Linked DNA regions of Mus musculus: region 2 is linked to region 1. The links are chromatin loops, found by intact Hi-C in ENCODE. Cell type or tissue: left cerebral cortex. All regions are shown on one strand. Links, peaks and the distances in the headings refer to the core of each region. The heading gives the core; the rest is flanking DNA.

Evidence for each region. Hi-C counts contacts between places; a loop is a spot of excess contacts. Peaks named below come from ENCODE experiments on the same cell type or tissue, not always from the same donor. Only the 100,000 strongest peaks of a DNase experiment are listed, where the experiment ranks them.
Region 2: a loop joins it to region 1, with 7 times the contacts of the local background. A loop is called at or near these places in 37 of 42 quality-filtered maps.

The regions. Positions count from the first base shown.
Region 1 is chr12:103,424,539-103,427,451 of GRCm38, reverse strand. Ddx24 (DEAD box helicase 24) reads left to right here and starts at 1,605. Exons shown (of 9, transcript NM_020494.4): 1 at 1,605-1,673; 2 at 2,855-2,913. The coding sequence starts at 2,860. In left cerebral cortex, for the core only: CTCF peaks have their summits at 554 (motif pointing right) and 1,418; a DNase peak (open chromatin) is centred at 1,491; H3K4me3 peaks cover 1,464 bases; H3K27ac peaks cover 854 bases.
Region 2 is chr12:103,491,377-103,494,289 of GRCm38, reverse strand. No RefSeq gene overlaps it. Among named protein-coding and RNA genes, the nearest start is that of Ifi27l2b, 36 kb to the right of the region's middle. In left cerebral cortex, for the core only: a CTCF peak has its summit at 1,264 (motif pointing right); a DNase peak (open chromatin) is centred at 1,275.

The sequences.
Region 1 (2,913 bases), core at 95-2,594:
GCATTTTTTTCTTGTACCTTTTAAGAAATGCTTATTTTGGTTTATTGCCCATTTTGTAAGCATATCCTTTTACAATTGAGTTTCTGAATTCTGTATTTCCTGCTTTATTAACCACATTCAGATGTGTAGTTTGTAGGATTTCCTTTACTCTTTTTTAAAAAAGATTTATTTTATTTCATGTATATGAGTACACTTAGCTGTACAATTGTTTGTGAGCTTTCATGTGGTTGTTAGGAATTGAATTTTTTTTAGGACTCCTGCTTGCTCTGGTCAACTCCCCTTGCTTTGCTTGCTCCCTCCCAAAGGTTTATTATTATAAATAAGTACACTGTGGCTGTCTTCAGACATGCCAGAAGCAGGCGTCAGATCTCATTACCAGTGTTTGTGGGCCACCATGTGGCTGCTTGAATTTGAACTCAGGACCTTAGGATGAGCAGTCAGTGCGCTACCTGCTGAGCCATCTCACCAGCCCCTCCTTTATTCTTTTTAACAAGATATCTCTTTTACGTTTTTAGGTGTATGTCTGTGCACCACGTGTTTGCAGCACCCACTGAGGCCAGAAGGGGGCATCAGATCCTCTGGTCAGGAATTATGGATGGTTGTGAGTTGCTATATGGGTGCTGGGAACTGAACACAGATCCCTCGGAAGAGCAGTCTGTGCTTGTAACCACTGAGCCAACTCTCCAGCCCGCCTTTTTTCCCCTCTCTATTCAGGGTGGTGTGCGGAAGCATTTTTGTTTTCATAAAAATTTCATGCATCTCTTTTTGCTCTTGTCTATCCTTTTGGCGTCTTGGTGAAAGTCCCTTGCCAATGACAACACTCTGTTATCTAATTCAGTGTTAGGTGTGTATCTCATAATGCTGACACGGAAAAAAAAAAACTGATCTAAGTTAAGATATAAAAGAATACATTTTCAGGTCTTCGGAGATGGCTCAGTGGGAAGCGTGCTTCCATATGCATGGAAGACTAGTTTATTTATTTTTTTAATTTATATGAGTACATTGCAGCTGTCTTCAGACACACTAGAAGAATACATTGGATCCTATTATAGATGGTTGTGAGCCACCATGTGGTTGCTGGGAATTGAACTCAGGACCTCTGGAAGAGCAGTCAGTGCTCTTAACCTCTGAGCCATCTATACAGCCTCTAAGACTAGTTTAAATCTCCAGCACAAACATCAAAAAACAATCAAACTAAACAGGCAAATGTATCGTGACCAGCTCTGTGCAGTAGGAAAGGCACTACGAACTGGAGAACATGGCTCTTTCAACCCAGGGTTAGGTGGTTTATAAATTAGGTAAGGAAATGTTTTAAGGCTCCAGGTAGTCAGTTACTCATGCATGTGGGACAGCTACTGCACACAAACCAGACAGCGATTACCCGGGCGCTTGCGCTCCCTAGCGTCCAGGAAGGAGCTCCGAAACATTGCCTAAACCATAAACAGGAAGCGTAACCTAGGCCACACAGGGCCCGCCCCCCAGCTCAGTCCTCCGAGTTCCAGCCAAAGTCCTGAGAGAGTGCCAATCAGATAGACGCTTCCGCACAGAGGCGGAACTTCCTTCCTTAGCGCGCACGCGTGCCCGGAGCTCCGCCCCGGAACTGCAGTACTGAAGCTGCTGCAGTTCCGGGTCGGGTTGGCGCAAACGGCCCGGCGTGTGAGGTGACTGCGGCGGTGAGTGCTCTTTGTGGGTTCGGAGCGGAGCAGGCCCTGGCCGGCTGCGGAGGGGCTCCCCGGTGTCTTCGAAGCATCGTGGCTCACCGGTGTCCCCACAACCTTGGTTGCCGGTGGCTCATGCTTTGCTGTGGGCATCAAGGCCCGGCAACCTCCCTTGAAGCCCTCGTGGGACTCTGGCAGAAGGCACAGGTCACTCCCCCGCGCCCTATTTCTAGTGACGTTCCCTTCACCTTGTCAAGGTGGGGCCGAGGTGCGGCGGGGGTCGGGGGGTCGCCGTGCGTCCCATGCCATCCTCACAGACGCCATGTTAAGCGGTTTTTGACGTGCGTCACTATTTCGTATTCAGATGAGGACCCAGTGCGATAAATATCTCATTATCCTCAATTTGTAGATAAGGAGACTGAGGCACAGAGATGTGCAGCAAACACCGAGCAGGATCCAGATTTGAATCGAGTTTTGCCTTACTCTCTCCACAATGTCCCTTTTCATTTAGAGAGGACCCATGTAGCGCCACTTCCACACAGATGAGTCGTGCATACTCAGACTTTAAAGACAGGGTCTTGTGTAGCCAAGGCTGGCTTTGAGCTCCTGATCTTCCATCTCCATTCCTGAGGGCAGGATACCGGCTATGTACGGTTTTACGCAGTGCTAGGGGGGGTGGAACCTAGGACTTGACGTGTTTCAACCTATCTGGCCAAGGCCAAGATGATGGAAATGGCACTTGTCTTGTTCTACCAGGGAAAAAAGCACGCCGTATCTCAGATTCTTACTCCGTGTTCAAAATGGCTTATCAAGCCTCTTTTGATACTTATTTTGTGTACAGTGTAAAATTAGTTATTATTAGATATTATCACACCCTTCTCATTTAGAAAGATTGTAACACTAAATTCTGAGAGGAGGTGGGTGGGTGGGGGTTGCATACAAAGTAAGTGTTGGAGCTAGGATCCTAACCAGAGATAGCTCATGTGTCCTTTACTGCCTGTGTCCCCTCTGCTCCAAGCCAAACTACCTATTCTGTGGGTGTGTTTCATTTTCTGGATTTGAGCATCTCCTCTATGTAAGTTAAGCCATCTCTGTGTCCTTGGCTGTTTGCAGGGTCTAGTACGTTTTAGGAAAGCGTGTGTTGCCCTAGAGCCTGTACCCCACAGTCACTAACCCAGAAGAACATTTCTTTTCAGCAACCATGAAGGTGAAGGAGACAAACTCAAAGCCAAAGTTGGCAAGCCGTGGCACGTTC
Region 2 (2,913 bases), core at 199-2,698, 67 kb before region 1:
ACGTAGAAAGTATCAGTGTTTTCTGAATGAATGAATGAATGAATGAATGAATGAATGAATGAATGAGGAATGAAGAGTGGCCACCAGGAAGAGCTTTGGTAGGGCTCTGGTGGCCTGAGATGTACACAGCATAGCTAATACAGTTGAGGAGCCGCGCTCGTTACTTTTCTCATTGCTATAACAAGATGTCTGACAACGGGAAGTTAAGGAAGGAAGGGTTTAGCTTAGTCCACAAGGAAAGGGCAGTCCGTCATGGCTTGGGCTGGCATTGGTGGTGGGAGCATGAGGCTGCTGGTCACGTGGCATCCACAGTCAGGAAGCAGATTGACAAACACCAGCACTCGGCTCATGTTCTCTTCTTTCTACTGTCTATTCAGCGTGGGATCCAGGCCCTAAGAGGATGATGTCACCACGTTCAGGGCTTGTCTCCCTTCTTAGACCCACACTTCTAGAACACACACACACCATATGAGAGAGAGAGAGAGAGACTCCTAGGTGACTTCAATCCAGTCAAGTTGACAGTGAAGATGAACCACCAGGAGCCTCCCACACCTCAGGGCTGACCAGCAATGAGAAGGCAGAAAGGGCCGGGCAGTGGTGGCACACGCCTTTAATCCCAGCACTTGGGAAGCAGAGGCAGGCGGATTTCTGAGTTCAGGGAGTGAGTTCCAGGACAGCCAGGGCTACACAGAGAAACCCTGTCTCGGAGAGAGAGAGAGAGAGAGAGAGAGAGAGAACAGAAAGGGTTTTCTTAGCACTCTGGCTTCTCTGGGAACGTTTGTCGCCTTTCTTCTTAGACGATCATCTTTCTCCCCAACTCATCCCACGTTCAGTTCAGACTGTGGCTACTTCACGGCTCTGCGTGGTTCATTGCAGGTCCAGCTACAGGTCCAGCTAGCTGGTTGACTGTCTCTGTAATTTCTCTCCTTCCAAATTCCCAGGGAAAGAACCTTGGTTGGAGTGGATTTTCTGAGTTCCCATCCGTGTGGTCTGAGAAGTGAGGTCACATTCACAGTATGGTTTCTAGAAGTCTGTACCAAACAGAGAAGAAAGCACAGGTGGGGGTGCTGTGTGAACCGAGAAACTTCTTAGCATCATTTTGCAGTGATGCTCGCTGGGTAGAAATGGGTATTCCAAAGAACACAGCTATCCTTGCAACCATTTCCGTCTGAGGACAAACCTGATCAGCCTTTAGAACAGCCTCACCCCACCCAACCAACCTGCATCATTGTCCAACACAAAATGCTGCTGTGCTTGCAGTTCCAAATATGGACACAAGAGGGCACTTCAATACAAGAAGCAAATTCTCCCACTACTACAACTCGGGCCACAATTAGCTGCAAGACTCCAACCCCTTGGGGTGCGGGGGGATGTGTGTGTAAGTGGTCTGTAGGCCTGACAGAGGCTTTTAACTTAGCACCTAGCACGCACATACACACACACATACTCACAAACATGTACGCACATACAAACACACAAACATGCACACATACATATATGCACACATAAACACACCATATTTAAACATGAACACATACACACAAACACAAGCATACACAAGGAAACATGCACATATATATGCAGCAACACATACAAACACACCACACACAAATATGCACATATACACACATAAATGCAAGCGCACACACACATATATACACACATACATACATGGACACCCAAACACACCACATACAAACATGCATACATACACACACAATCAAGCACACAAACACACACACACACAAACATACACACACATATACATGAACATACACAAACACACTCTTTTTCCCCATCTTGTTTTAAGACAGGATCTCACTCTGTAGAGTAGGAAGGCCCCAAGGCCAGAGTCTTTCTATCACCATCTCTTGCATGGGAGAATTCCAGGCCTGCACTACCACACCCGGCTTTCCCATTAGAAATCAGGCTGTCTTTTGAATACTTTCCATATTTCTAGTTCTGAGGTCTTTGTGGAGTATAACATGGCCTTATAAGCCATGTTTGTTTGTTTTTTAATCTCTACTTGCCCCCCCCTTTTTTAATGATGCCACTTGGTGAACAAAGGGTTTTTGATTTGTTTTGTTTTTAAATGCTTTAGGTTTATTTTTGTGTGCACAAGCAGAGTGTTTTGCCCGTCTGCACACATGTGCAGTTGCTGAGTGCCCACAGAGGATTGGAAAGCTCCGTGTGATGCGGGGAACCAAACTCGTGTCTTCTGAAGAGCAGTAAATGCTCTTACCTATGGGGCCACCTCTCCGACCCCTTGTTTTGCTTTTGACAGGGAATTTCCCATTTTCTGTCAAGGATCCAGAACCAGCTGGGTGGCCACACCTACATTTCCTGCATCAAAAAAAAAAAAAAAAAAAAAAAAAATTCCCCAAAACTTTCATTTTTTAAAAATGGACACAGGCTGTCTGATGTAAGCGCTGGGAACCAAACTTGGTCCTAAGCAAGAACAACTCTGTTCAGCTCCTAAGTGCCGAGCTGCCTCCAGCCCCCTTGAGTTTTTAATGGAGATATAATTGTGCATGCAGAAACATATGTACATGTGCACAAATTATACACAAACATCTGGAAACGCTTTTATAAAGCCATGCTCCAAGTCCCAGAAGGCTGCTTCCTGTTCTCTCCCCCACCTCTTCCCTTCCCCTTCCTTCCCTCCCAGGCCCTTCTGTCCCTTCCCTAAGGGTGACCACTGTCTTCTTCAAGCAGCATGATTCAGTGATACATGCAACCAAACTTTACTGTCAGGAGTGTATGTGAGTGTGTGTGTGTGTGTGTGTGTGTGTGTGTGTGTGTGTGTGTGTGTGAGTTGGGGTAACTTAGGCAGATAAGTTCTTCCAGGAAGTTGTGTGGCACTGTGGTCTGTCCCCTCTGCTGACTAATTCTCTCTCTTGGAAACACTCAGCT